2 separate regions of the Mus musculus genome follow, and region 2 is linked to region 1. A link is a loop called in an ENCODE intact Hi-C map of the cell type or tissue named here. Cell type or tissue: left cerebral cortex. All regions are shown on one strand. Links, peaks and the distances in the headings refer to the core of each region. The heading gives the core; the rest is flanking DNA. Region 1 overlaps Slc8a1 (solute carrier family 8 (sodium/calcium exchanger), member 1). Region 2 overlaps Slc8a1 (solute carrier family 8 (sodium/calcium exchanger), member 1).

Region 1 (16,281 bases), core at 5,000-12,999:
TTTTGGGGAAACAGGAGCTCTTTCTCATAGGCCTCATGTTCAGCAGACCCACGGTCATGAGCTCTCCTGTTGCTCTGTTCTGAAGACTTGGCTAGCTGATTGAGTGTGCTCTGTTGTAATTATGGCCTGAAGATGTGCTGCATGCCCCCGTTTACAGTAGAACAAGATGGCTAGTGAGAAGGAGAGACGGCGTAGCATGTGCCTTGTTGTTGTTTTGTATGGGTGAGACTTCGGAAGACGGAAGGTTCTGTGTCTCTACAATTTACCAGAATGGTAACCACCCTTGTCTCACTCTGCTCTCTCTTGACATTAACAAGGATGTAGATGCTGGAAAAGGAAGCGGGTCCAGAAGAAAGCACTGCTCTCTCCGGCTGTGTTTCCCCCTGGCTTGACCTGTACACACCTTACCCTCTACTGAGTAATGTCTAATTTGGAAAGCAACTTCTGTTTCTTTTAACAGCATCCAGCTTATCTTTGAAAGATACATTTGTAAGTGTCTCAGTAGCTGAAAATATTTAGGGATATTCGTTCACTTTGGGGTATTACATATGCCTTTGAGGTATGCAAGTAACTTAGAAAATCTGAGCTGCATTTGATACGAACAAGATTGGTTTCTCCTTTGATCTAATCAGTCACTGGCTCATAAACCTGAGTCCCATTGATGTGACAGTCGCTGCAATAGATGCTGAGATCAGATTAAAGTCCTGGAGACCTTGTTCTAAAGATCACAGGGTGTATTTGAGCAGTAGAGTTGAGTGTCGTGTTAGATATCCGTAGAAGAATGCACAGTCCAGACTGAAGTGGGGTAAAGCTCACTTATAGATTCCTGGGAGAGGAGCCATCTCAACTGCACACAGTGGGAAGAATGAGAGCGTTCAAAAAAGTCAGCATGTGAGCTATCAGGGACTGTGTCCCTAGGCACTCAGCAAAGAATCTGGCATAGTGCAGGCTCAATACATGTTTACGACAAAAACAGCCAAAGGGCAAAGGAAAGCACCAGGCTTTTCTAACAGATGCCACTCCGTGGCTCCGTAGAACTCAATGAAATGTTAATAATTTAGCAGCACTGATAGCTTAGAGAATATACTGCTGTTGAACAGCGAACAATACCAAAAGGAGGTAAAAGCAAATACCAAAGAAACAGATCTACTGGGGACCACTAGTGGAGTTTGTGGTGACACTTAAGTGATGGCCTAGAGCAGGCCATAGATGCTCATTGTTGACATACATCACAAATTAGCTGGATTCTGGCTCCTGCTGGAACCTGACTCCTGAGGCAAGCAGTACAGAAACCAGGATGCCCACAGCCATAGTGGGAGGTCATACATTTGCCTATAGGAAGAATGGGATTGATGTCAAGATCAGAATGATGTTTAAGGAAGGTTCTCTGGTTGTCTTAAGGTTGTTGCTTATGGCATCACACAAGTGTTGCCTTCCATCCTTCTGATCGTGAGCTGGACTGTCATCAGGGGGAGGACAAGGAAGGGGATGAGGGGAGGAGATTCTGTAGCCAAATTATAGCGGAAGCCTTCCATGAGCTCTTTCCTACAATGAAGCACTTGAGAGAACCTGCAACACTACGTCTTATTCACCTTTACCTAGTCCAGGCTTTTGTGTGCATGTGCAGTTGTGAACAGAAAACTTTTATCAAGAAGTCTATATTTTATTTTAGGTAACACTCTTAAAGACCTCTTCATCCCTGTTCTCTATGCCATATTTGCTCAATCTTAATATTTTCTAGAAATGTTCTCAGGCACAATTTGAATGATGGTGTATGCTGCTGAAGCCCCAAATATTCTATACAAAGGTCCGAGGTAATCATACTTCCTACCTCTTTACGAAATTCTCTCTTTCCAACTTCTACGATTGTTTAAGTTTCATGGGGTTTCCAAAACTATTAGTACTACCTTTAGGATGAATAAAAGTTAAGCCATGTATAAAACATCCCCAAGCAGCAGGAGATGTAAATTGATACAACAACCAGTTCCTCCTCCTCCTGTCCCACAGTCGCCTCACACTTCCATCCGGCTTCTGCCAAAGCAGTAACCAAAAACTGATGTGAGAAGCTCGAAGCATTCCGGGGATTTTTTTCTCCTTTAACACCTATGCCATATCTACCCTTAGTCCCAGAGCATGTGTAAGCACCACTGTGGGATACTGGTAGGGTCTACTTTAAAGAAAGGGACATGGAGTTTTGGATTACAGAATGCCTTGGGTCAAGTGCAGGAATTTAAGGGAGGATACACATAGCTCCCAAACATACAACTACTTCATTCAAAATAATGTCAGTTCATGATGTGGTGAGAGACGCTCTCACTAACCCGAGTGATAAACATTCACCGGTTTGATAATGCAATCTGCTGAGGAGATGGTAGAATAATAGGATCTTCATGCTTTTCTAAGGAGGCACACAGCAGTATAACCGTTTGGAAGGGAGACCTAGAAATGTTTAACAGAATCACAGATGTGTTTATCTCTTGACCTAGCAACTCCATTTCTGAGGCTCTGACCTATAAAAACACTTGCACAAGAATGAAATGACTTGTATAGAAGGTTATGCAGCTGTGTTGTTCTCAGTTATTCAACCACTTCCAAGCTGGGCAGCTTGTCAATAACAGGAAATGCTTATTAAAGGTCTACCACTTTTCTTCTCTGAGTCAGGAAGGGATTTAAGGGTAGTGAGATGATTACTCCTCTCTTCATGACATCCCTCTGACCTCCAAAGGTGGTTCATTTATTAGAGGGCGCAAAGGCAGCATCCTTGTACCTGTGCTATAGCATTTACCATCATCAGCAAGTAGTAGACTAGGAGAGGGATGCAGCAACAGCTCCAGAGATGTGTTGAAGGAGCTGTTCAACAGAGATCTATGGGGAGCAAGCAGAAAGGCAGGGGGGTAATATTAAGAGATAGAGCACATGTGAACTGTACTTCTTTAGTTGATTCTCAGGTCTAGAGTTGCAACCTGCCTGCAGTTTACCACAGCTGGGGATTCTTCTCACAATTTACAGCACAAAGAAATGTTTTTTCTATTGGTAATACTAAGATATTGGCCTCCTGGATGTTAGTGATGTTATAATGAGGCTTGAGGGGAGGGTGTGGAGGTGAAAGCTGTTTAATAATAGATTAGAGCCACTTTCCTTAATGAAAAATCAACAGGCCTTGAAAAGCCTGTGAAGAAGCGAAAGGGATTCCAGATGAGGCCAGATGATGAAGCTGGGTGTCAGACAGACCTGTGGCCACCTGCAGCGTGGGCCGAGAAGGAACGTTTGTTTCTCTGCTTTTCTCCGTAGTTGTCAAGACACGGCTTGGCTTCTCTCTACATTCTATGACAACCTATGTGGTAGTAAGCACATATTTGGGGAAGGAAATTTTCAAGCTAAGAGACAGACAGACAGATATATAGATGATGAATGATTGATTGATAGATAGATAGATAGATAGGATACATAGATGATATAGATATAAATCCCACTACCAAGAACTGTTTATTCTCCTCTCCTATACATAACTTCATAGTTAATGACTAAAAGTTACAGTTGATAAAAGAGTAGAGTAGACATCTAATGCTAAAACATGGACTTGAGACATCCACCTCTTGGAGAAGGCAGAGGCCAAGGTGTGGCCTTTCCTCCAGAGGGCTTTATACCCTCCCTACTTTTAATACCCTCCCTGGTTTCTCACCTACAGCTCAGAGAAACCACAAAGACTTGGAAAGCTGTCATTGAATAAAACTGTATCTGTAACTAGAAATAGGTACCAGAGCACCTATATCTAACAGGCTTAAATTTTAATATTTTCATAACTTGAATTATGTTAACTTAAAGCAATGCTCCACAGGCTCTTACAGCAGCCAGATTGTTTGAAGGGGGCGGGGGGTGGGAACCACGTTTGTCCAATTAAAATACTTTTCAAAAGTGCTGAGTAGGCCAAATCTTGGAAACTTAAGTCCTAAATATACATGGAAGTTACCTTAAAAGGTCATTTGACTCATTCTCTGCTCATAGCCAAAATTATATCCAGAGCTTTGGAGAACAAAATGTGTGCTATATTCTTTATAATCTCTAGGAAATTAAATTCCACACCCATTTTTGGTAATGAGCTCCGATGACTCACGGGCTTCTTGGAATTCCCAAAGACTATAGAAAGGGAACGCAACCGTCCCCTGGCTGTGTCACAGAAGGAACCCCATTCCTGGTGGACAGAGGCACCTGGGAAAGCATGGCAGTGCCCGTTGAGATCCTGGAACATGAGACCCCCGTATCCATCAGTAGATTACTTCAGGCGAGCTCTGCGGAATGTTGTTGCCTTCAGCTTCACTGACTTTAATTTGTTAAGGAGTGTCCTTGGGTTGTAGTGTTCATGCTGTGCACTGGTAACCAACCCCAGCACATCTACAGCTTTCTTCCCTGAGATGTCCTTATAAGAGTTTACAAAACAAAACAAAACAAAACAAAACAAAACAAAACAAACTTAGAAACAGGTAGAAACAGGTGTTTATTCTCCCATTTCTAATGGACTAACCTGTAACACAGCCACATGCAACTGTTATTAGGTAGGTTGACTTAAGCTCTGTGTGTGTGTGTGCTATACACCTTCGCGTTTCCCTAATGCTAAATCTAAATTCTGTGTGTCCCTTGAATTAGTCCTGGTTAATTTATCAACACCTATGTGTTCTGTTTTACACAGCATGAGGTAGGCTGCATGAAACCCATTGATTTGAATCTATGGTATGGAGAATGGTATAAAAGGCAGTTGGCTTCTTGTTGTAGGAAAAGCCTTTCTTCAATTTTTGTTTGAATTTTCTTCTTCTAATGATACCTACAACCTCAAGTACTCAGGCAAGCTAACCCACAGACCTCAATCTGAGATCTTCACTGTTTCAATCAGTGTTCCTCATTCCTGATGCCTTTTTTTTATGAGAAGGGCACAGGGTCTAGAGTATGCAGAGAATTGTTTGTGGCCTTTAGGTCTGTCCCCATAGAAACTGGACGACTGTAGATTTTTTCCCAGCTTTTTGTCGAAGGCACTATTTTGGGGTAGATCTATTTACTCTAATCTCACACACTGCTAATAATAGATCCTATATTTGAACTTGAAGATACTAAAGTCATCTCAAGAAAAGTCCTAGGCAGCCCAGAAAGTAAGAAAGCCATGCAGTAAGGCACCTGGGACAGGTTTGTTCTGTCTAAGGATTTCCCATCACATACATCATCTTTCACATTCTCCATCCCCTACAGTATCTCTGAATAACGAATTTGGAAAAGGAGGGAGAGGAGAAGATGAGGATCCTATGTTATTTGTTTTTCATATTCATTTACTCAGTGGGTGTTGAAGTGTTTACTCTCCTGGAAGGAAAAAGTCACTTTTATTCTCTGCCTCGCGTAGGTAAGGCACCGTCCCTGACTTGAATCATGGGTACATGAATGTTATAAAGATATACAGCATAATGGGAAGTCCCATTCCCTGACTAAAATCTGGTTATAATGCTCTAACATGAGCTTGTCTAAATGTTCTTACTGTCCTTGATAAAAGCTGGGATAATGTTGAGTATTTGGCCTTATGTACAATGGGATAAGGACTTGGCTGTGAGGTTCACACAGTATTGCTCTTCTGTTCTCCCACATAGTTGCCTATGCCCTCTGACATGTCACACAAGCTCTTGATACCTTAATCTCATCATCTGGAAAACGAAAAGAGAAGTGACATCTTCCTGGACCACCCTGATGGCTAGGAGAGAACTTAGTCACGGGCCATGTCTGGCTAATTATGGTTACTCAAAAAAATGAGGGCTTGTACGACACTAGTAAATTCTTGTAACATAATTTAAAATCATAAGCAGATGAATGAATGTCATACTAGATGCTAACATGGAATGATACTACAGCCATGGCATAAAATCCCTTTTGTCTTCTTGCTTGCTTGTATAGGGGACTAGAGCCTTGTGTAGCATTTGTAAACATGATTAATGAAAAGAGAGACATACCATGGCATAATTCACAATATGGTTTTAAAGAACTTGAGGTTGTTGAGATGAAACATATTTTCAAAAGACTCATACAAATATGATACATGGAATGCATAGGTGCAAACATTCTAGTGAGGAAGGAATAAAAACATAGCAAAAAGATAGCCATTTTATGAGTCAAAGAAAACTCTATGGTCCAGAATAGGGACCCAAATTCTAGTTGAACATTTTCAATGTTCTGAGGAGTTATTTTTTTCAACTTTAATAATGATAACGCTATTAAGATTTTCCTCAGGGAAACAACAGCTGTGTGCTCAGAGGTAGGTGTTAGGTTTTGTTTTATGACTTCAAACTATTTTGATTTACAAATTATTCTCTAAAATTGGGGGAATTATGTAATCCTAACATTAAAGACATGTTTTTCTTTTGGAATTTGGTTTACTTTTTTAGTGGCATTTTGGACTACTGTCACAGAAAGAGCTTTCTAAGTAGGCCATGCTGGTTGCTGGTAAATAACTCGCTTTAAAGTGTCTTCTATCCTGGGCTCTGTTCTAAGCATATTTCATGAATTGACCTTGTCAGTCCTCATAATACCGAGTTTGTCTACCTCATCCCATGACCTCTGCTCCTGGCAGTAGATGCTAAATCACTCCTACTCTACAGAGAACCTAGCTGAAGTGGGAAGAGAAAGCCAGACAAGTCAGGAGTAGCTAAGAAGAAAGAGCAGGAGACCTTGTGTCTCTCTGATGACAGTTGTGAGCTCGAACGTCTCTTCCCACTCTTTAATCTCTTCTGTCTCCATCTCTGTATTTCAACACTATCACAAACTCTGCCTTCACCTATTCTATAGAATACAATGCTGTCAAAAACTGGCAAGCTGGCTGTGCCATTCCCAGAGCTCTTTTAGATTTTATGTGGTTTATGGTTTGTGTTCATTCTGTGGAGGATAGATGCAGGTCCATCAGATCCTCAAGAAAGCAAGAAAGTACATAGCTCTACAGACCCAAGGCACCACTGGCTTACTTGTTAGGTAAATTACCCACATTAGACCATATACAACAGACCTTTCAATCTTAAATTACGTTGTCAAATTCATTGTATAAATCTCAGGATAATTTCATACATGATAAGAATTTGTGAACCCATTGTTTTGTTTCACTTTTTCCATGTTTTTTCTTCCTTCCTTCCTTCCTTCCTTCCTTCCTTCCTTCCTTTCTTTTCCGTCAGAAAATAAGGGGGGGGTCTTATGTATTCTAGGATTTCCTGAAATACCTTTATAGATAAATATTAATTTGAATGTCTGATTTCCCCTATTCTACCTCTTGTGTGCTGTGAATACAAGTGAGTACTACCACATTCCATCCACTTGATGCTTGAGTGAATGGGAAACCCATGCATGCTAGGTAATCATTTCACCAAGTGATCAAGTGTTGTGCATCTCTGGCCCCTGCCCCCATGCCTTTACTGTCCATGTAGAGTTGGCTTGAGGGTGAGAACCTATCGATTTGGCATTGGTGACCTTGATTCCAACCCAAGTTTATCACATAGGTGTGTTGACACTCATAGATACTGAATTGTCCTAATCTTGTCTGAACACTGAATACACCTGAAACTGGATGTCTTCAGTTGTAATATATAATATCACTGGTTTGTGTTCCAAAGACTGAAGATGCCATATGAAAGCACCAATCGCTTTCTCTTCATAGGAGATACCGATTTTCTGTCAGGGCTGAGGTTTATAAATAATAAGAGCACTGTAGATGAACACCACTGGAAGACAACTGTCATGCTTATTTAATCTTGTCTGCAAATACAAAGTATAATCATCTAACAGACAATAAAAGTAAGCTGAAGCCCCTGCTTTGGGAATCAATAAACTTGTCCTTTTAAAGAACAATCACATTAATATCCATAGGTTTAAAAGTGTTTGATCTCTTTTGTTTGTCTTATTAATTTGGACCATCATGGAAGGTAGGCTAGGGCTAGGGAGATGCTCAGTGGCTGAGAATATTTGCTGCAAGATCATGAAGACCTAAGAACAGACCCAGGAACCTGTAATAAAGAGAAATAGAGTATAGCTGCATACACCTGTACCCCAGCACTGTGGGAGATGGGGTCAGAAGCCAGCCTACCTACCTCTGGATTCAGTGAGAGGCTTTGTCTCAAAGGTATCAGGCAAAGAGTGATAGAATGGGCCACTGCTTTCCTTCTGTGGCCTGTGTCAGAGTATTACATCACCTCTCTGTGTGTGTGTGTGTGTGTGTGTGTGTGTGTGTGTGTGTGTGTGTGAGAGAGAGAGAGAGAGAGAGAGAGAGAGAGAGATCAGGCAAAGAGTGATAGAATGGGCCACTGCTTTCCTTCTGTGGTGCGCACATGTGTGTGCGCACACACACACACACACACACACACACACAAACACACACCACATGCCAAATTCACTTATACACATAGGGACAAAAACCACCTAATCAGTGTTATATACCTAAGTGAAAGGAAATTTTTTCTATCATTAAAACTAAATCATATTCGTATTGACCCTTTGGAACAAACTCAGTGAAGCTGGGCTTATGTTTATTTTACAGGTATGGAAACTTTTGAGATATATACAGCCAAGGGTAGAGCTGGCATTGCATGCGTGCGGTGGTTCTCTAGGCTGTGACTGTCCTATTTGCCATGACATATAGGCACAGGCTCTGAAGTGGGGTGAAGATGGCATGTGTGCGTCTAATAGATTCTTTCTTTTATAATTAAACTTGTACATTGAAGGAGCCAAGGTGCAACCCTTTACTTAGTTTAAGGCGAGTTGTTATACTGTTTTGCTGCAAATAACTTGTTACAGAGTTTATATCGTAATACTATTCTTGTTCTTGGTGTAAAGCCAATATATAGAAGGATGAGTTCTGTATGAAAATTTTGATCAAGTTGATACCATGTACTTTGACCATATTCCCGTTCTGCTCCTCCTTCTCCTCCTCTTCCTCCTCCTCTTTCTGTTCCTCTGATTCCTCCTCCTTCTTCCTCCTCATATCCCTCTGCTCCCGCTCCCCTGCTTCCCTTTCTAACATACTTTCTTCAGAGTCTCACCATTCTTCATCGATCTTGTCCCTTCCTGATAAATCTCGGTTGACATTCAAGATCATTCATCTATGTGTGTTGACACTTACATACCTGCTGCTACAGCGTTTACACCCACAGACTTCCTGTTACTTTATGAAGTGCCATGCATTATCTCCATCATTGACTCTAAGTATCCCACGAGGTGTCTACACCAAGGCTTAAGAAGGAGGTGTATCAAATGCTGCCTTATCTAAAGCAACTTGATCTATAACCCTTTCCCCAACCTCGAGCTTCTGTCAAGGCTTCTGGTTTTGGTTGCCATCATCACCATTCATGTGATTTCTTGGGTCCCAAATCTATCAATCTTACATAACTCTCTCTCTTAGCAAGTGGCTGTTCGCCCTTCCCTTTCCAAATCAGCTTGCCCTAACTCCAGAATCTTGTTCCCATGTTCTCATGTTGAATGCAATGAAACTTCCTCATGTAGCCTTCATTGTGAATTTCACCCAGCCCCTGGAATGAGCCTCTAAGCAAGATCCTCACACTGTTCCCCTTGAACAACTCCAGTAGATTTCTGTCATGCTTCTTACACAGGATAAAGTGCTATGGCCTACAGGTGATGAACGTCTGGGTTACAGCTGTAAGCTGTTCCTTCACTCTCTTCCTCCTTTATTATCAGAGCCATCCAGGACTCCATGGTGCTAGGACAGCCTCAAATCACTTCGCCTTCAGAACCTTTGCATCTGTTGTCTGTTCTGTTTATGCTCCCCCTACACACCTCACACTTTCTTTGTGTGTGTCTCCATCTCCATCTCTCTCTCTCTCCCTCTCTCTCTCTCTCTTTCTCTCTCTCTCTCTCTCTCTCTCTCTCTCTCTCTCTCTCACACACACACACACACACACACACACACACACACACTTCACTTCTGCTTATTGTTCTTGTCTTCCTCCAGAAAGCCTATGAGATCAGAGTTTCTTGTTCACAAAGTATACAAGGTTTGTAACAGGTTTCAACACACACACACAAAACCTAATTATGAAAAAAATGCATGAATCAGTCCAGTAAATGTTAAGTTGCTCTTTCAAATAGCTGAGACCTCGTGGAGGCAGAATCTAAACCCAAGCAACCCAGTGTTCTCTGCAGAATGCTGTCTAACTCCATCGACTCTACAGACATCCTCCTCCTGTGGGCTGCACTTGGATGTACGCACACAAGGAGATGTGGGAAACAGAAAATGAAAGGATTGGGTTTTTTTTTTTTTTTTCATCCCTAACTTGCTTATATGTGGGCTGATTACTCAGGGGAACCAAAGTCAGACTGAAACTTAGCAGGCTGGACAGACACTAGTTGCAAATACTTTCAGGATTATTACTCAATTTTAAACTATTCCAAACTCTAAAGATGGGTGAGCTGTGGGCCTATCTTTCTCTTCCCTTCGTTTATTCTCAGTAAGTGTTGGTGCCTTAGGGCAGGGTACAGACAAAACAGTTTAGCCGCGCAGGTCATTCTTCTATGTTTGGCACCTTGACTTTTTTCCCTCTCTGCCTTCCTGTGTCTTGCATTCCATCTGGGGGACTGTATTTAAAAGGCCAGGCATGTACATTCCATTAGAGCAAGGTCTCCCCTGGAATGGAACGAAGCATTGACTCAAGCTTGCTCTTGTCCCAGGAAGTGTCAAAATAACTGTCCAGGCAGCTGCAGCTGAGGAGAAACGGCTCCGAGACCATCCAGCACTGGGCTGCCAACACTCAGGGTTGAACCTCACACGCCTTTAAGGATCCTAAGACAGCTTAGTCTGAGCTGCAGTCCTGGCATGTCTAACAAGTTACTGGTGATGTGAGTCTGCTCTGAAACCAAGTACGTCTTATTGTAGTATGCTATGAAATTATCCACTATGGCCTAGTTTCAGAAAGAAAGTTTTAGGAAGCAAAGACTTAGCCATCTTGGCCCGAGCTGTCAGCAGCTTCCTTTTTTGCAGGAAGTAGAGCTAACAACCCCAGATGTAGACATACAGAGTCAGGCTGTCCGAGGAATAACTGACATGGGTGTTTAAACCAGTTTTTTTCCAGCTCTGACGAACACTGCTGATGGACCACAAAACAACTAATGATTTTGAAAAAGCATTAAAAAAAAACCCTATAAACTAAGATTTTGAGTACAGATTATATTCTGTCTTTCATTTGCTGACATATGTAACTAGAGACCTTTGTTGGAATTGAAAGGTAACATCTTTTATGTTCACAAAAAAATGGATTTTTTTTTCCTTTCACATTCTCCTTGAACTCTTTTAGTCACAAGAATCTTTCCAATGTTCTTCTAATACTTAAGGGATAAAATACAGCCCCTCCTCTCACTCTTAGTTCTTTTGCAGATTAATGGAAATATAATTTTTGAAGTGCCTTTAATATTTCCTAATCATGTTCATTTTTACTGGGTTACATTCAGTTTTGTCCTGCTTGGTTTGTGCTTACTATTTGTTGGAGACAGGGTCTAGACTCATGCTGGCCTTGAACTTACAGGCTTGCTTTGGGCTCCTGAGTTCTGGGATGATGAGTATATAGTACTGGTCCTAGCTAACCATGCATGAGCAGGGATATGGCCTGCTTTCACTCAAGAGGAGGAAAATTGGTACCTAACATAAAGGATTCATACTTTTTATTTTATTTACTGAGTCCAGAGGAGGCATGAATTTGAAACAGCTGCTGCTTTCTCTGTCGCATCTAAATACCAGCGAGTGCTGCATACCTGCCAAAGAATTTCTTGACACTGGGAGAAAAAAGAGGATTGGAAAGGCACAAATGAAGGACCCTTGGCATCCCAAACCTAGCTGAGACAGACTGGACAAGTTATAAACTGTGGCTTGGAGCATCCTTTCTCTTTGTGAAACACACAGAATTCTGAAGAAGGCACCCAGAGTTCACAGCAGTTGAACTGTCTTGACCCGAGTCCAATTTATCCCTGATTAGGAAATGAGTATCCTGTAGTAGTCTTACCTGGTTATCACCAGGCTAAGTATTTGGTTTAGGAGTTGAGAGTAGAAACCTTTGCATCAGCCTGGAAATTTTGTCCCCAAGAGCATGTGACCTCAGGCCAGTTGTGATTAAGGGGCTCCTGGATGCCCTGACCTCCCCATTTTTAATGTGTATACGTTGGGAGTCACTAACCGGACTGAGACCAAGAGGAAGGCCTGAAGTTTTCAGACTCTGCCTTTCTCAAGACGTTTAAGAGCTGTGACAGCACTGCTTACTCTCAACAGATGCTTCTCGGCCGTGCTTCTCTCTCTCTGGCTTTGTTCTCGAGAACAGGTTACATAGAAATGAACTGGGTCAGGGTGTCTTGCTAAAATGTGAAACTTCTTAGAGGCAAACCACACTTTCTTGTTTTATGGTGCACACCTGGCGTGGTCTGGTTCCCCCCACCACACAAACACACACCTTTATTTGTAGTTTTAGAGGCAGGGAGAAGATTGAATAAAAGGACTGAATTGCTCCAGTATATTTTTCCTAACAGACACGGACACAGATTTATTCCGTGACACTTAAAAATAAAAGTCCCCAACTTCCCAGACAAAAAGCAGGCAGAATCAGCAGAGTCTATTTCTTCAAATCATTCCAGCAGATGGAACTTGACCAAGGTCTTCTGTGGCTAATATCTCAATATTCTAAATAACTATAGTAGAATATGTTTTGGAAGCTATGCTCTCTGCTGACCCCTTCTACCTCACTGTCTTTTCTAAGGCTTTAGTAAGACATTTTCCTTGGAAACTGTCTTGACTTAGCACACTATCTTCCTATTGCTCAAAATTAATGAGATCCAGGAACTTCAAGCTCATCCATCAATTTTTGGGATACGTTTGGAATGTAGCTACCATTCTTTATTGTACAAGGTGATGTTCTCTATGAATACATTTCCCCAGATGTATATGGTAAATGATTAGTTCCATTGCTATATAAATCTTTGTAGCTCAGTTTTGTTCACATATGCACTAGCATGCTAATGACCAACATCCAGTTCCCACCATTTGAGGTGTAAAGGGTTAAAATCGATGGCAGTGGATGTTTAATTTCTTTCTGTGAGACCTCAGGGCTACATAGCGCTGATGCCATCAGAAGGATCTGTGCGTGCTGAGGATGAGGATGAAAGAGGACGGCCCTCATGGGCTCATACATTTGAATGTTTGGTCCCAGTCAGTAGAACTGTTTGGGAAGGATTAGGAGGCGTGGCCTTTGCTGTGCCATCAGGGATAGACTCACTCTCTGAAACTGAAAGCCCATCGTTATGTGTTTTCTTCTATAGCTTGCCTTGATCATGGTGTCTTAACACAGCATAGAAAAGGAATTAAGACATAATTTTTAAAGAAAATAATCTAATTTATTTGTCACTATAGCCAGCACATCAACCATGACCCCAGGAGAATAAAAGAAAACAAAGTTTTAGTATTTATATTTAAAAGCTCCAGAAATTCAGTGTTCCCACCTGCCCATCAATCTATCATCCCATTCACATTGTAACTTTCTCCCCTAATATCAGCATGTGTATTACCATCTACTAATGAGTACTAAAATCATCACATCCACAGCAAAATATCTCCATCACTGCTAATGTTTAATTAAAATAACTTAAAGCCTGACTTGCACACATAAAATGAGCATGTGTTCAAGAATTTATGGAACTCATTTGTTGGTTAAAAACCAGTAATAAAGCCAGTTTAAAGACTATTTTAGCATCTGGATATTTATAGGTTAGCCATTTCATAAATGTTCAAGTAAGATCGCTCTGTTAGATACCAGTGTGGTTAATATATCCAGGGCAGCAGGCTACAACCTTTGGGGTTATCTCTTCTACTAGACAAAAATTATGTGTACCTTTATCAGATATAGTTCTCAACGGTCATGCAGAACACCACTACCTCTTTGGGCCTTTAGGACTAATAAATAAACAAAAATATGCTTTCCCTAAATAATGAAATAACACCGGACTAACTCACCACATAATGACAAAAGTAAATAATACCCACATTTTTGTCTTGCTCTAATGTTTTAATAATTTTCCTAATGTGATAAGCAGCTTGCATACTTCAGGCAGATAAATTACATACTTTTAGAATGATTTACTCAAAGGTGAATCAAGATCCAAAACCAACATGTTTTCCCAGTGGGATCATGAGACAGGTTTTAATTCAACATCACTGATGTCTTTGACATGTTAGCAACAGGAAGTGTATGTAAAACCAGGGTTAACCACAACACCTTCACACATAAAGATCGCGCTCATGCTCCTTGATGTACTCTTAAAGACAAATGATTGCATTTTGCATATAGAAACGAGAAACTAGACGATATTAAAGAAACCTCCCCAGAGGCACGATTCCAATCAATCCCAGAGCCAGAACCAGAATTCATGTCCAGATAAGTGGTATTTTAGCTGCATGGTGTTATGTGTTGGACTCTTATAAGATCTCTCCAAGCTATAAAATTTGTTTTGTATTTTGAAAACATTAAAATATTTTTGCCTCTTTTAACAAGGAAATATCCTTCATTGCAAAAAGATAGGCCAGGCAAGGACCTGAAAAGTCGACAGTCAGAGAAAGAGCCCCTATCCATTTGATAGAATAATGGACAAAAATCCTCAGCCCTTTCATCTCCTTTCTTAGACTTTGTCTCCAGAATAATCTCAGAGTGATGTGTTGTGGATGTGAGTAGAAACTCAAGAAGAACGAAGACCAAAGTGTGGACACTTTGCCCCTTCTTAGAATTGGGAACAAAACACCCATGGAAGGAGTTGCAGAGACAAAGTTTGGAGCTGAGATGAAAGGATGGACCATCTAGAGACTGCCATATCTAGGGATCCATCCCATAATCAGCTTCCAAACGCTGACACCATTGCATACACTAGCAAGATTTTGCTGAAAGGACCGTGATATAGCTGTCTCTTGTGAGACTATGCCGGGGCCTAGCAAACACAGAAGTGGATGCTCACAGTCAGCTATTGGATGGGTCACACGGCCCCCAATGGAGGAGCTAGAGAAAGCACCCAAGGAACTAAAGGGGTCTGCAACACTATAGGTGGAACAACAATATGAACTAACCAGTACCCCCCAGGAGCTCGTGACTCTAGCTGCATATGAATCAGAAGATGGCCTAGTCGGCCATCAGTGGAAAGAGAGGCCCATTGGTCCTGCAAACTTTATATGCCTCAACACAGGGGAACGACAGGGCCAAGAAGTGAGAGTGGGTGGGTGGGGGACTTTTGGGATAGCATTGGAAATGTAAATGAAATAAATACCCAATTAAAAAAAGAACATTAAAAAAAGATAAAAAAAAAAAGAAAGTAGTGAGAACAAAATAAGGAAGCAGATTACACAACATGATATCCTTATTTTTGCTGATTTATTCTTTCAAACTGGGACCTAAACTTGAAAATTCTGTAAGTTACTCTGTTTTAGGAAGCTATCACCTTGTTACACTCTGTTGAGAGTCTGAGTACAAGAAACAATCAGTGGACCAGAGACTCACAAGCAAAGCTTGTGCATACACACAAAGAGAGAAAATTACTTCCTTCGTAGGAAGCAAACCTCTGCCTCCCCCCAGAACTTCACACTACACTCTATGCCTCTCTGCTCTCAGGATTTAACCACTCTTTCAAATGGCATTTCCCTATAAAGATCACATAAAATAATTCACTGCAAGCTGGCAACAGCTCATAAGTTTGCTCTCTCATGGGAGTTTGCATTTGTCCAGGAGTCAGAGTCTTAGGCTTGCAAGTGAGTGTTGGACAGACAAACAGAATTTCTCTCATAATCTCTGAAATAACCCCTAGTCCATTCCCTACCATCAAGACCTCTAAGGCTAACTATCAGGATGGATTTGTCCTTTCCCTACTTATAACAAGAAATAGATTGACCCAGACCAGACTGATGAATTGAGCTCTGAAATGCTCTATGTGTTGGGGGATTTCATATTTTATAAATATCCAATCATAAACAGGAACAAAAAAAAGGATTTAAAGAGCTTTTTAATAGTCTCATTTCCCCAACTCCTTTGTGGACCATCTTCCTCATTCCATCAACCCACAGAAAAAAAGTTTCTAAAATACACCTGTTCTTTAGTTTTCCAGACACTGTGTTGATTGAAGTCATAGATAGTCATCTCCAATATCCCAAAAGTTCCTATACTGTATCTTTATTTAGAGCAAAATGGCCAAAAGTTATAATGGATACATTCTAGAGTGACCACTGGGAGTTTTTGTTTCTCTGAA
Region 2 (16,281 bases), core at 3,809-11,808, 79 kb after region 1:
TCTACTGCCTCTCACCAACATTTTCATTACTTTCCTTCAGCCTTTGCTCAGTGAATACTTCTATGTCTCTCAAGCCAAGAATAAGAGTGAAAGGGGCCTAGCAAACACAGAAGTGGATGCTCACAGTCAACTATTGGATGGATCACAGGGCCCCCAATGGAGGAGCTAGAGAAAGTATCCAAGGAGCTAAAGAGATCTGCAACCCTATCGGTGGAACAACATTATGAACTAACCAGTACCCCAGAGCTCTTGACTCTAGCTGCATATGTATCAAAAGATGAACTAGTCGGCCATCACTGGAAAGAGAGGCCCATTGGTCAGGCAAACTTTATATGCCCCAGTACAGGGGAACGCCAGGGCCAAAAAATGGGAATGGGTGGGTGGGTGGGGGGGTGTGTGGGAGACTTTTGGGATAGCATTGGAAATGTAATTGAAGAAAATATGTAATAAAAAAAGGAAAAAAATAAATAAAGGTGCTGATGTTTACCAGGAGCCAATCCATCTCCTCAAAAAAAAGAGCCAATCCATCTCCTCAAAAAAAAAAAAAAAAGAGTGAAAGGGAAGTCAACCTTCTCCTAAAGAAAGGGATGCGGCCAGGTGGATTTCATTTCTAATAGCCAGTGAGGATATTTGGAAGGTCGTACAAAAGCATTCTCTTCAATATTGTAAGACCTGGGTTTGAATACTAAGACTTCACAGTTTTTCATTCTGGAAAATAAGGAAAGGTTAAGCTGTTCTTCGGCAAAAGCAACTGTAATATCCCCAGGAGCTCAGAGAAATCATGGATTGTTGGACATCCATCATCGTGTGCAGAGGGCTCTGCTGTATTTCGTCTATTCTCCAGGACAGGTTACTGGACGATATCATCCGTCTGAAACATCAGTGTTTGTGGTAGTCCAGGAAAGAAAAGATGGCTTTAAAAGATCCATCCTGAAATACTCTAAACCTTCCTCATCCATGTGTCATTTAACAAAACAAGTCACATGCTGGCATCCAACCCCAGGGAAAGTGAAGTATTATCCTGCTCTGTATCCATGCATGCTGAAAGTCACCATCCACCCTGCTCCACTTCCATTTTCCTACCTGCAAAATAATCCTGCTCACTTTTAAGGGGTGTTGTGATTAATGGCCTTGGAAAGCATGGTCCATGCTGGCTAACAGTGGCTTCTACTGCAGCTCGGTCAGATCCTCTTTTACATGTCACTCAAGGTGCAGATGATGCACTGCCTTCTTTTATTTTGTGCTCATAACACACTTTAGTTATTTTATAAATAACATGGAATCTAGAAAGGTAAAGTGACTTTCTTAGGGAGTAGCTTGAGAATCATAGTGTAAGAACTTCAGTCACGCTGCTGATTGCCATTGACGCCACAGCCTTCTGCTTTTGATGCTGCTCTTTAGATCATTAAGACTCTAAACGATGTTTATATGTTCATATTTGAAAGTGAAGTTCCCTGAGCCATGTCCCCTGTTCACCATGAATCAAGAGCAGTCCCTAAGATAGGAGTTGAGGCCAATGAACAATGGATGCCATTGTGTTTGTTTCTATAAAAATAAAGCTGATGTCTCTATATTGTAACTCAAAATGGTTCGTTGACAAATAGATTTTAAAAACAACTGCTAGAAACGTTAGGGCTTCACTTCTTTGATTTTCAAGAAAAAGGTTGTCAGCATTTCCAATAGATCAAAGACCATATTTATCAGTTGATGATCCTTAATCCACCACTAGCATTGGTCTTCACAATGCCTACATAAAAGGATCAATGGAAACCTGAAGATGGAAAGTACTTATTTAAATGAGATAAGCTACTTCATCTAAATTATACGAAGAGCTGTAACTGGTAACTGGTGGGGCCACAGTACTTAACAGAGAAGTATTGTCTACCTTCATGAAACGTAAGGTTTGCCTGTGGAGCAGTCATCAAACAGAAGCATCACAAAGGATATTTGCAAAGTTGTCAACTATAAATTTGTGGTAAAGCAATTGCCTTCACATACTATTTGCTAACCCCCCCTTTCCATCCTTTTCATTCTTTTCTTTCTGTCTTAACCAAGAGGACTTGGAAAGAAAGGTGTTTGTTCTGATTTAAAGCTGCAGTGCAAAGACAGGATTGCATGGTTACTCAGTGCCCACTCCCATGTTCTTCTTTATATCCTTCACCTGCGCATGAATGTGCACATTCACACCCAATGGGCCATGGGCTCTTCCTTCCAGAACTGCCTGTTGTTCAGACGGTATCTTCTGTCTGGAACTTACATTGCCAAAATTTCTGAGAAGAAGGGACCAAATCAGCCAAGTGATAAGTTGGGATTAAAAGCACCTAAACCGCCTATCACCCGATAAATATTTCAATCCTGGTGCAGCTCTAGCAAATTCCCAGGTGAGCACTTTCTAATATGTTCCGTTAGATTGATGTCCATGCTTAGTATGGATGAGAAACCTTTTTCAACCAAGTGGGAAAAGAACCAATATCTAGCATCTGAAAGGACCTGGAAAACGATTGCTTCTGCAAGAACAATCTGTTATTCTATGGGTACAGAATGTTTACAGCTCAGCTTCCTTGAGAAGCAACTCCACAGGGGATTGTGGGTAGTTGGTGTCTATACATCCAGCAAGCATCCCCCTCCCCCAGACTGCCTTTCCATTTACTGTGATAGAATGTCTGCTGCATTTCTCAATACAGAAGTCCCTTACAGTCGAGATTTCCCAAAACGCAGGCCATCCATGACCCACGTCCATTGCTTGCTTCATGCGGGCAGCATATTTAGATTTTAAGACAGACTTCAAGGAATTATTCCTCTCCTCATTCTCGTCTCTTCAGCAAACTACATCCAAACCTTAACTACTTTACATAGTTCCACTTTCTTTCCATTTATGTCTATGGTGTGTGTGTGTGTGTGTGTGTGTGTGTGTGTGTGTGTGTGATCTGACAGTGATCAGTTGAATAAGTTACAAATCCTGTTGAAAAAAATCCCAAGTGCAGTGAATCTTCTTGGGTCCATGAACTTAACTTTGCCTTAAGTCCTCTATAGTGACTGTGGCTATAACTTCGATGTACATGTCAACTTGGCTAAGATTTTTAAAAAAAAGTTTCAAACAATACTCACTGATTCTGGTCTTTATGGTTGAAACTTAGAGTGGGTTGAAAACTCATGGGACAAAAGCAAAACAAAGCAAGCAAAAAGAAAACAAGCAAAACCAATATTGCTAAAAGTTGGTTTTAGAAGGATTAAAAATGACCCATGTAGGTAGAAGAGGCCTACCTTCCATAAGCTATAGACTTTTCAGTTGTTTAGTCTAGGGTACATAAAGGTTTATAGTAAATACATTGTTCTCTGGATATTCCTTACCAGGTCTGTGTTCTAGTTTATCCTAGAGAGATAGCTTGACAGAGTTAAATTAACATTTATCCATAAGGATTTTTTTTTAAAGAATAGAGAAGAAATCAAGTAGATTCTATTCAGAGTCCTGGATTAAGGAAATGGGCCACTGTTAATGTACAAACACAAGCAAAGCTGGTTGGGTTGGGTTGCAATGATTGTTCAAATATATGGCATTAACGATGTAATACAAATTAATTAGATCCACTGTTGATGTTTTGGGGAATCAAACCTTGAACATATATAGTTTTGTAGGGGATATAGCTAGAAAGCATTCTACGCACTACCCAATGTGACTAAACGTGGTGAGAATGCTTGGGTAACCAACATGAGACAAGACGTGGTTATTCAATACCTTAGGAAAGAGTAACAGAGGGAGACAGATGTTGATGGGGACATTAGGCACAATTCCTCTATATACTAGCCAAAATTAATTCCCAAATTTTGGATAGAAGGACTATTAGCTGTTTTCAAAATTTAAAAAAAAAACAAAACTACTTTTAAAAAATAAAGAACACATAAAGATTTGCTACATGAGTGACATCATCTGAACCCAGACAACAGAGACGCCTAATACAGAAGGGTTCTGCTGTGCGTGTAAAGATGAGAAGGAGGGGAACCAATGGGCAGGGAAGCTCCTGAGGGTGCAGTGGAAAGGAAGGGATATTCATCAAGGCTCATATAGAGGAGAGTCTCTCTCTGCTGTGGGACTCCTTATGTCAGGTTAACGAAAACCATGAAGACCCCAATCTGAGATCTTCAAGCAGTCAGGTATTTTCGGTGAGAGGGCTGCCTTGAAGGGTATTGTAAGAATTGCAACTCAGAACTTCTGCTGTGAATGCCCGAGGCCCAATTCTCTCATTCAGAAAAAAAGGTTGCTCATTGACTGATCTTCGGTGTTAATCCCTGTCACCCCACACCTACTTAGAAATTACCTATAGGCTTTTCTCCCCTCACCACTTAAAAATGTCCCTTTGTAGTACTCTCAATTTCTGAGAGTCCACTAAAACTGCACCAGACACTAAAGAAAGAGTGGGGGAATGTTTATTTCTATTTCTTATTCTTGTTAATTCAATTACAACTATCTCAGCATATCATCAGGAATTTAACTTTATACTGAAAAGATGAGTTCCTAAAATATACGTCAATAATGTGTCTTGAATACAGAGGGAAGAAAAGATAGTAAGTAAAATTTAGTGCAAAAGATCATATTTTCAACCATCATGAGGCTGGTAATCCGGAAAAGGAATTTGGCTCCTTGTGTTTTGAGAGGCAATGTGCTCCTGTACTTAAGCACACAGAAGCTGGCAAAAGTGGCTAGAACCCATCCCAGACATGCCTCTCAATGAGGGAACAAATTGCTGAATGCTACATCCAACATTGGAGATGCCAGTGTGCAGGCAGTCAGAGATGCCGAGGGTTGTAATTTGAACAAAATGTCACTGTTTAGAGATTTTCCTTTTACTGTGCTTTCCTTACGATGATAAACCACAGAGCCTGTGCATGGGATAATAACACAAAATGTTTGACAGCTTTTCCCACAATTGTATGGCAATCTGTTTGCCTAATTATTGTTGGTATTCCCCCACGCTAGTCAGTTGCTGGAGAGCAATGTCAGAGTGGGCGTGGTCTTTCCCATCCTGTTCTGCTTGGCCCGGGCTGTGCTGTTGGATTAGAGTTGACCACCATCACCTATCTGTGCTATGGAAAATGCTGAATTAGCCTTGGAGTCCTGTATTCATGTGGGGTTGTAGATCTGCCACCCTACCAGACAGCAAAACAAAGGAATAAAAATCTGGTGGGGAATGTTGGGTCTGAAAAGGAAAAGAAAAAAAAAAAGATTCATCAAGTCCACTGGCACTCTGGTTTCACTCTCCTTGTGGGTATGGATCGGAAAGCCTTTTATTTATATAATCACCTTGCATTGTAAAGATTGAGAATTAATTGTCCTGTTTAACTCTAGCAAAGATCAGGTTGCTGCAGGAGGTACTGCCATGAAGTAATATGCTTTCGGAACAGTGGCTATCTTGGTAATCGGGTTATCTCTCTGGGATTTCCTGATGATGATCCTACCACAAACTAGGCTGCCCTAAAGTGAGCCAGATAAGCATTCAGAGAAAGGATGGTGGGTTGGGAGGCTCCTCTCCATAACTCTTGCTGATTCAGCAACATTTCAGCGTCATTTCTGAAGTCTCCTGTGACTGAGCCCATCTCATTTACTACCAGTATCTGACAGCAAGAGAGTGCGGCATAGTGGGCCAAACATCACCAGCTTATCGTGAGTTGAAGGCTGAGAACTTGCTTAAAAGAGACATCCCTGTAGCAAAGCTATACAGTTTTATTGAAATTCATGGGTATGCTGTAGTGTTTCGGGTTATACCAGAGTAAGGCAAAGCCCATTTAAAACAAAACAAGTATGTCCTTTTTAGAATCTGTAGCTAATTTAATTTTCATCTTGTGATCAGCTGAAGATGTTAGCAGGCTGTGTATTTAGATTCTGACTATTTCATTCTTCTTCTTTGTCTTAATGACTTTAGACCTAAATTTTGGGAAGGTTATAATGAAGAGACTCCAGACTGGGCTTGCTGATGGACTCACCTGCTGTTGTGAATTTGTCCATAGAATTCTTTTCCACCCACCCCATCCTCATAAGCTACATTGAGAGAGAGGCTGCCAGAGACAGCAAAAGGCTTTCTCAAGTGGCAGATTGGATGAATAGTCCTAGCATCCTCACCCCTGTGGATACAGGATATGCCTTTGGCCTCAAAGTGTTCTGGAGAAAGCCCAACTCAGAGTCTCAGGGTAGGATTTTAGGCTCTTCTGCAGACCTCTATGCCAGACTGCCCGACCAGGTATCAGGAAGTGCTGAGTGACATGAAACGCAAAAATGAAACACATAAGCACACACACACACACACACATATCACATACCCCAATATGCTACTAGGTGTTGAAGGTGAAACAACCGAAGATATAAAGGTCATTTGCACTCACCCTGGAACTTTTGTCATATGCTGTCACAGGCATATGCTATGGCCTTGGTCAGTGACCCTCAGTTTTAAAACATATTAAGAAGGTAAGCAGTTACTTTGAAAAATAACTATATTCCGTACCCATCCTGTCTTCTTCCACAATCTGAAGTGTGTTGCATAACATCCAGTTTGGGCATAGAGGAACAAGAGTCATTAGATTATCACTTAAGAGTTAAAACTAAGTGCTGTATGCCTTTTGATATTTGAAGTAACTTAGAAGGATAAAGAAGATGGTTTTTCATGTAGATAATGTCACCTTACTACTGGCAGTTACTTTGGCTTCTGCTGTTTGTTTTGTTGTTTGTTGTTTGTTTTTGACTTCCAACACAGCTTCAGGGGCACTTCCCAGGACTGCTCAGTGATGTTCTTCTAGCTCACAAACTGAAATTATTGTGCAGTGACCCTGATTTTGGTTCTGTACACACGAGGACAGGAAGATGGTACCCAGAAGAGCGTGTTGTAATCTCTACCTCCATCCTTTGAGCAGACACATCAATGGAGAATCCATACCATGTGTTTCCTTGGCCTAAATCACGCCTCACAGACATGGTGTGAAGATGCAAAGACATCCTGCTCTGACCATGCAAAGCAAAGGAGGCACCCACACTCACCCTTCCTTCTTCTGTTAACTCTTCTGTTAATTCTGCACAGGTTTTATATAAGAATCCTAGAATTCTTAGGGTAGACACCCGTATTCAACTTTACAAATGGGAAAACCAAACTCAGAAGAAAAGAGTTACAGAACCAAGGTCCCGTGATTGTAAAAGAGCAGTGCCCAGAATGCTTTGCCCTATACCCATCACCCCCCACCACCACCACCCCCACCCAAGCGTTGTAATGAAGCCTTGTGGAGTTTAGAATACCTTTCCTATATCACATGCCCTCCCCCACTCCCATGCTTTATCTCGGGACTTTTTCCTTTTATAGAACACAAAATGAAAACATTTCCCCTGCGAATGTACATGACTGGAGGGACATAAAGAGCTTCTAGGATGCTGAGCTCTGGATGCCTGCCTGCCCTGGGCTGCGCCTCCAGCTGGTTCTCTGCCCACTCCCAGCCTGTGAGCAGGCAGATGGTGGGGCAATAATCATTTCCACCATAGAGTTGGGGGGGGGGTTGAGTAGGCTTAATTCAAATGCCTTCTTGTTTATCATGCTGAAACTCTGTCACATTTGCAGATGTTGACCAACAACCAGAAGGAAGGAATTCTTACTTTAAGCTCAGCTGCAGACAAGAGGAACCTAAGAAAAAGTCCCGTCCTTTATAGACAAAGAAAGGAGAGAAAAGAAAAGGACAGGGAAGAGGGGAACTTAAAAGGAAACAGAAAAGTTGGAAAGATACAAGATAAAAGGCATAGACGGTGGATGTCTGGGCTTTCTCCTATACTATTCTTATGATTAAATGCGGTCTCAATATCTGTTCTTCGCTGTAATTGCTTCCTCATTAATGTACATAAAATTACAACTACACATGTTGAATCCTCAAAGGAAGATGTCGACATTGTCATAACACACTTGCTAGTCTAGTGACTGAATAAGAATTCAGAGTTCATATCTAGAGAGTTTGAAGGACCTGGCTATTTATCAGTTATTCGGGCTGACTAGACAGTGTCAGGATTCCATTACCTTGCATTGGGAAACATGTAAACCCAAAATGACAACCTTCTGAAAGGAAATTTGTAATAAAAGGCTGTAAATTTGAAGCCATTTCTGAGAGTAGATAGTGTGTTCCAGAGTTCATGCAGGATTATAACAGCCTACAAGAAAAAAAGAAGCCTGTTTAACAACTAAGGTTGGGAGTGGTTCAATAGAAAGAGGATATGTTATTAATTCAATATGCCAGCTTTGAGCACTGAGTGTTTTGGTTGCTTCCTGATGCTGTGTTTTGAACCTAAAATGTAGGGAAATGACTTAAGACCCCAATCTTGTTTCTATTTGTCCATCTACTGATAATTTAGCTACTAAAAGCACTGATTTTCTTTAAATGGCCAACTACCAATTCTCCCATTTACCTTCCATGTGATGGAAAGAAGCCAAGGAGACATAAACAGATTTGTAACATAACGTTGTCTCCTTTTAAAGCAAGCACTTCTACAATGAAAGATCTGAAAAGAGACATTCAAAATGGCATTTTGCTGTTTTGGGGTGGAGGGGTGGGCGTGGATGACCAGCAACAAAGAATAAACTTAGAACAGACTGTTTAACATCTGAGCTTTGTCCAGCATAACCACTCCAAACTCAACAGAGGAATAAACTGAGAGTCAAAGATCCGAAATGGGATGCACATTAATAAACAATAAGTTCACATCACATAAATCTTCTCACTTACATTAAGATTAAAAAAAGAAAAAATCGTACTGTGTGCACTATTAATTCCCATGAACTAGTTTTTATTAGCGCAACAATTTTACACATTTATAATGATGTGGATATATGGTAGTATAAAACCAGGAACTCTCATCAAACTTTTAAAAAAGCATTTTTGTATATCATACAGTGTGAACATCCTGAGGACTCAGGGTTACTTGAAATTTCACTGTGTTTGTCTCAACCATAGGCATGGAGTGTAGTAAATAGCGAAGGAGAAATCGCCATTCTTGAACATGACACTGTGTTAGGAATAATAATAATAATAATTTAAGGGAATGAAATCCCTCTTACTGAGAATGACTTCCTCCAGGCCAGGGCTCACCTCTTTGCCCCTCCTCTCTCTTCCAGGCACTATTCAGTCCAGGAAGCACCACGCAATCTGGCAAAATGTCTAATGAAAAGATTCCCTGCGAAGCTTCCTCATTTAGCCAATCTGAGTACAGGGACTTCCATCTTAAGCAAAGACAATCAGGGGACAATGCACTAGGCTTGCAGGCTCTGTTATTCATTGATTTACCAAGAGGTCTACACTGTCAGACATCTCTCACTGTTCCATTTGGGGGAGTGGAAAAGGGACCCCAATTCTTGTTTCCCTCCCTTTCTGCCTGCCACCTCTTCCTACTCTTTTGAAAAGAAGCATGTCACACAACAATGAAGAGCTTTTCCACATTAGCGCTGTTGCCAGCCAGCCACTTCTCTTTGTTTAAGTCTATTTACACAGTCTCCTTGGCAACATAAGGTAGAAGTTGACATTTTTTTTTAATATCTCTGACTAGCAGGTTTGGTTTTTCCCTTTGTCTGAAGCTTATCCACCTCACACAGTGAGTTATTTCTGCAGCAGCTTTTTTCTTTTTCTTTTTTAATTTTGAATAGAGAGGGAGGCACATTCACACCAGACTTTAGGGCATTCTTTCAAAATCACCTTCAAAACTGATTAGTGACTAAAAACATTTTCTTTTGACTGTAGCTGTGTATGCTTAACTCTTCCCCCTAGTAGAGTAGGTCAGAGAGATCTGTGCGTGTTCTCATGTCTGATGTCTTCATGTAATGGTAGGAGAGAGCTGAGGCTAGAGGCAGAGGCAGAGGAATGCAGCCTGACATCTTTGAGTTCCACAACTCAGTCAGTGGACCTACTGAAGAGCCATAGGCCCTCTTTTGCATATACATATACTTTTACAGCTCAGTGGAGCCCAAGTTCATGTCCAAAATGTCCTATCTTCTGCCCTTGCAAACCACAGACATTCAACCCATCCATAGGAAAATGTGGGTCATAGAGAGATAGGAACCATACCAATGGTGTTTGGAGTTGGCCAGAAGTTTATTTAGTAGCAGATCATGACAATCAAGTCCTTTGTATATCAAAAATCAAAATCCTGTTTTTCAGTATATAGCTGGGACAGATATTTCTAATAAGGAAATTTGGGGTACAATACCCAGCCCTTTAAAAATGTTTTTATTCTTGATCTGGCACAATTTTCAGTGCAGTAGTATGAATCTCAACTTCTAGCTTTCACTGCTCATTATTATTGTATTTTTTTCTTGCTGTATTCTTTAAAAGTTGGCTGCTTTTAACATCATTAAAAAATAAAACATTATTAACTAATTAATTTTTAAAAACTGGTAGTAACCAAAACTGCTTCAGAACAGCTGAGTTTGCGGATGCTCCTCTTCATCCTGTTTGTTTCCCAGGATGCACTTCAGGGGTATGGCAGCAGGTAGACTTTCATCTCCAGATCATCCTGCTCTCACTGAATGGTCTAGAAATAAAAGCTCTGTTTCCCCCACTGTTGTGGAAGTGAAACAGCAATAGATAGACATATCTGATTTGTGTATTTGTTCAGCTAATATTCTGACAACAAGAACTAGATCTCAGCCATCATTAGCCACCTACCCTCAGTCTTCTGGCTTGACACTACCATCTTAATTTGCATATGCATGGAAATCTAGTTTTATCCGGACCAAATACCATTCAAAAGAGAAGAGAATACACAAACCTAGAATCAAAAAAAAAAAAAAAAAAACTTGTTTTCTACACACCACCCCAATATGTATGTTAGTGCATTCATTATCCATCCAGTAAGGGACCATAATTGTCTGGTGTTTAAACACAGAGATACACTTCTTACTCTTCTGGAGGCCATGAAGTCCAAGGTCAAGGCTCCAACTGGTTTGCATCTGGAGAGATCTCACGTCTCTACCTTCACGGGCGGAAGGGCAAGGGAGCTCTCCAGGTTCCCTGTAACTAGGTCAGATATATCATCCTTGACCTGATGACCTCTTAAAAGATTGAAAGTCTGCGTTCAGCTTTTAGCAATAGGAAAGCTCAGAGATCGATTTCATATAAAGTTAGAACTTTGTTATCCACACCGGAAAGCGTACAGGTTCTTCGGTGTGTCTTAGCACTGTTGGAGATTTTAAAATGTTTACTTATTCCTTAGAATGAAACTTTGAGAGAGAGAAAGAGAGAGTGCCAAACCACCTCCCTAGAGGTCATGACCCCTCCCTAGAGGTCATGACCCCTCCCTAGAGGTCATGACCCCTAGTCCTCCAACAACAGTAGAATGAAACTTTTGACTCACTTCCTGTGAGTATAAATAATTTTAGGGTCATTATTTAGCGTGCTGTTATTTTACCATTTCAATGGGAACTAAGCATAGCTGAAATACATATTCCTTTCCCTACAAATCTATTTCAGATAATAGCAGATTCAGAGAATCTGCATTCTAATTACTGTAATGTTAATTACCTGTAAGACCTTCAAGAAGTCATCCAACATCTATGCATTTGGTGCCCCTCCCCCACACCTACCCCCACCCCAGAACTGCCAGGAATTCCTGTTCTCTTGTAAATTACTTCTTCATTTTATTAGAATCATACGTGAAAAATATGTAAGAGATATTTATTAGCACTTAGGTTTAATGTACTAACAACAAAAAGTAAATAAAACAAAGCTATAGGCTTAAAAATGACTGAAATGTATGCATCAATTTGCAGGCCAACACAGACAATGTAGCATGTGACTTAAATGCCCTCAGCCTCTTTTTCTCATTTTTTGTGGCACCATCTGGTGCTCTGTTATGAGGGGGAGTTTGTTTAGATAAACTATATCAGACTCAACCCTACACACACACACACACACACACACACACACACACACAAACACACACACACACACACACACACACACACACACACACACACCGTTGTCATATTTTAAAATTGCTTAGACCAGAGAGCTCCTCTGCATTTTTAGATTCAGAAATTCTTAGCGAAATGGCAAACTGAGAAAAATATATCTGAATTTGGCATAACTAGGAATCTGATTGGTCAGGAACTTGACATGCCCAGGCTAGCTCCTTGCCTTCACCTTGAATAGCTCTGTGGCCTATCCCCTCCAGGGTAGTTGCCACTCCTTTCCTAGTGGCAGAAAGCCAATGCTCTGTGTTTGCAAAGTTTACCAGGGCTTAAATTCCTAACATGGTTAGGAGTTGATTTAACTTACCAGCTCCCTGCTGCCTAGGACCATGACTGAACTCTCCTAGAGCAGCCCTCTGGAGTCCTCTGGAGTCCTCTGGAGAACTGTGCTGTGCTGTGCTGTGCTCCCCTCCACCATGGCTACCCCTTGTTGTTCCATTACTACTTTTCAAAGTATATGGGGGAAAGATTGAAGAATCTGAGGTGGTTGCAGAAAATTCTCCCCTGCTTTACCCTTAAATCCTCCGACTCCTCAGAAATGTGTTAGAGTATAAATTTGTTAGAGTATACATAGTTACACACTGGCAATAAGATCCTGTTTGTATAACCGTAGTCACATTAGACCATAATAATTTTATATGACATAATTAAATACAATGAAAAAAAGTGTTCCCTAAGGAATCATAGCACAAATTCGTAAACAATAGGCAAGATTTTCAAACTTATCCAAGAATTCAGATCATCTCTGTGAGCATCCTTAGGGTGAAAGCAACCTTTCTTCCCATCTACCTTGGGTCAAATGAAGGACCAATGCTTTTCCCAAGAAAAAGGTCAGAAGTGGAAACACAGTCCCTGGCAGACTGGCTCCTCAGGAGACTGACCAGAGTCAGCCAGCTGAACCCCTGTCATCTGAAGCTCTGCTGAAAACTCAGGAAGGAACTTAAAGGAACTCTCTTGGGAACTAATTGAAAAAAAAAGTAGTTACAGTGAATGAAGAAAACCCCTAGAAGGCCAATGTAATTGCTCCATATAGCTATGGCTGCAAGGTAAGTGAGTGAGCTCTGGGTAATTCAGTAAGAGCAAGTATTAGTTAACAGGGGCCAGAGTTCCAGCGTAGGTATGTAGTTCCCCTTATGAAGGAACCACTGTCTGTCTGCCTGCCTATCTGTCTGTTTGTCTGTCAGTATATGTATGTGTATGTGTATGCGTATGCGTATATGTATATGTGTATATATATATATATATATATATATATATATATATATATATATATATATATATGGCTAGGATTTTAACCCAGGACCAAGCCAGTGAAGAAAATTACCAGCTAACTTCCTAATCCAAGGGATGTATTTCTAAAGTAGGATCTGTATAGATAGATGATTATCAAGTGTGTCCATAACCACCCATAATTATGAATATATGCTATTTTCTTTTAAAATATTTCATTTTGTGTATGTGCCTCTATCTGTGCATGTGCACACTCATATATGTGTGTGAGTAAATATGTGCAGGTGCCTGTGGAGACCAGAGGAGGGATCCAGATTCCCCAGGATCCAGAATCACACGGGTGGCTGCCCAGTATGTGTGCTGGCAACTACATTCTGGCCTTCTGTGAAAGCAGTAAGTGCTCTTAGCCTCAGAGCCAACTCCACAGGCCTGACATGTTTTCTTTTGAGCTTAGACACATCCAACTTAAAATTCAGGCTAAGACTGACCTAGCAAAAGTAACACTTAAAGCTAATTAAATGATTAAAATCATAAGAAACTGATACAGACCTGGAACGTCCCCAGGATGTGAAACTGTGGACATCCCTTGAGCTCTGCTATGGTCAATTCCCTCATCTGTGAAGTGGACTTTGAGGAATACAATGGGTTAATATTTAGAAAGCATTTGACAAGTTTCTAACAAATAATATAGTTATATGAGACATTGCTGTAGTCAGAAACTGAGCACAATATCTCACATGGTTTTAAAACATTGTGTCTGTCACAAACTATACCATTAGAGGCCTGTATATACCCCATGGAAGGAGTAATTGCAGTTTTAAAGAACTGGCTTTATACACAATATGAAAACAAATGAAAAATATTAATACAAATGTGTCTCCCTTGGTTTGGTTACTTTTCACTAAAGTAAATTTTTCAAGTGAATCTGGATTATCAATAGTGGTTGTAAGGCAGAAGCAAGCAAATACATACATTAAAACCAGACCATGTGAAGTTTTATCTGGTCACACTTCATGTCTGATAAGCTGGTGATAGGGTTCAGTTGGTCAAAGTACTTGCCCTCAAGTCTGAAGACCTGTATTCGATCCACAGTCTCCACATGGTGGAAGCAGAGACCAATCTCTGACTCCCACAAATTGTCCTCTGACCTCTACAGAATGCACCATGACACGCAGGTGTCCACAGGCAGACAGACAGACAAGCGCACACACACACACACAGAGAGAGAGAGAGAGAGAGAGAGAGGGAAGACAGAGAAAGAGAGGGAGAATAAATAAAATACAAGTTATAGGTCTGCTAAATTATACACCTAGGCACCCTGCCCACAGAAAATTCTAACATATCCTCTTAAAAAATAATTTTTATTGCATATACGTAAAACTTTTAATATGATGTTGTATGCTTTATAAACAGCGAAGTCATTATTGCTGTGTAAGTTTCAGGAGAAACTATTAGCTCATTTTTGGGCAAAATCCTCTGTTCAAATGCTGTACATTATTAGATCCCCAACTGGTCTATTCCATGCACATGCCAATTGACTTCCTTCAAGCTCCATCTTCTGCACTGACCCTCCTCACCATCCCCATGCAGCCTTGATAGGACATATTCCATTCTATCCATAATTTATAGTCGACTTATGCATTATTCTTCCTAAATGGACACTTGACCTTATACTATAAATTTGTCATAAGGAAAAGCGGCTTTAACATATTCCTCCATCTGTGAACTTGTAACTACAGTGTATATATATGCTAGGGATGGGAGCGGGATATGAGATGGGACATGGGGCTTACAAGCTGTAAGGCTAAGGGTCACACTGAGAACCCTGTGTTAGCCAGGATCAGCAGAGCAAAGCATTCTTACCGTTCCTTCCCTGCCCTCTGTGCAAGGCTAACTCAGCTGGAGGAGAAATGCCTTTCAGTTCATACCAGATTTCTCTCCTTCTGAATTTTTAAGTGGTCATTTCCAGTGCTCATCATAGTCCATCTCTGGTGCTCTCTTGTATTGGTTGCCTGTCTTACGGCTATTTCCATAACTCCCACAGTCCAGAAAGCTACCTTTGAAGACTATCAAGTTATATTTGATCTGTGGGTTTCCTTGTCACTTAACAATGTACAGCAGATATTTTCCAAACAATGACTACTCTGAGTGAGACTTCCCAGCCTTCCCTTCCCTTTGTGCAACAAACAAGATACTACCAGCACTCTCCTTAGGAGGAAGAAGCCTCCAGGCCCCATGGTTTCCTCCTGTAGGTATGTTTTGGATTGCCTGGCCCTCTATATTTCTCTGAGGCTTCATAGAGCCAAAACCTAGTTGGAAGCAGAGCTGGGACAAACCCTGTTGATGATATAGGCAGGCTGAAGTGGACTGGCAGTTGCATTAGAACGGCTTTTCCCTTTTCTTTCTTTACGTCATACACACCAATTGCCTGCTCCGCTCCAAAAACAACATTCTCTCACAGAAATTTCCAGGGAAAACCGTGAGGTGGGAAAATCAGAATAATGTCTTCCTTTATGGTGAGATTACACAGGAAAAACCACTGGACAGCTCCCAACCTGAGCTTCATAGGTTGGCAGAAACAGCTGCCATGCCCTTAGCAGGACTGAGAAATTTCTAGAAATGATAAGCATGAAATGCACAAAAGACTCTTGAGTAGAAGGTGCTCAGTAACTGACAACAGAGGGTGAACTTCGTCTTCCAAACTGTCTTAATACACCTCCCACCATGCTATCCAAACCTCCAGGACATTTCTGTTTTCTTATCCTGGGTAAGGAGGTCTGGAAAGCTCAAAGTTTTTACGGGACTATTCACTACTTTGGTTAAATGTCCCTTTTGTTTTAGAGGGAGGACATAGACTGTCATTCATGGCAACTCTAGGATTCTGGGTAATTCCCTAGAAATGTCACATCGTATCTACCAGCCACCCTCATTCTACCCAGGTCCCTTGTGCATTGTTCCTGTTATAAAGGTTTTCCATGAGGATTTATAATCATTATCTGTTGATGTTTCCATCAGAGAGAAACACAAGAATAGTTCCATAGGGTTCTCCCCGCATCCCCACTGAATAGTTTCT

What was found. Hi-C counts contacts between places; a loop is a spot of excess contacts. Peaks named below come from ENCODE experiments on the same cell type or tissue, not always from the same donor. Only the 100,000 strongest peaks of a DNase experiment are listed, where the experiment ranks them.
Region 2: a loop joins it to region 1, with 2.0 times the contacts of the local background. A loop is called at or near these places in 2 of 42 quality-filtered maps.

The regions. Positions count from the first base shown.
Region 1 is chr17:81,574,635-81,590,915 of GRCm38, reverse strand. The region is part of intron 2 of Slc8a1 (solute carrier family 8 (sodium/calcium exchanger), member 1); the gene reads left to right. Among named protein-coding and RNA genes, the nearest start is that of Slc8a1, 160 kb to the left of the region's middle. In left cerebral cortex, for the core only: no CTCF peak of the experiment used is centred there; no DNase peak of the experiment used is centred there; H3K27ac peaks cover 873 bases.
Region 2 is chr17:81,494,096-81,510,376 of GRCm38, reverse strand. The region is part of intron 2 of Slc8a1 (solute carrier family 8 (sodium/calcium exchanger), member 1); the gene reads left to right. Among named protein-coding and RNA genes, the nearest start is that of Gm33944, 220 kb to the right of the region's middle. In left cerebral cortex, for the core only: no CTCF peak of the experiment used is centred there; DNase peaks (open chromatin) are centred at 7,013 and 7,450; H3K27ac peaks cover 392 bases.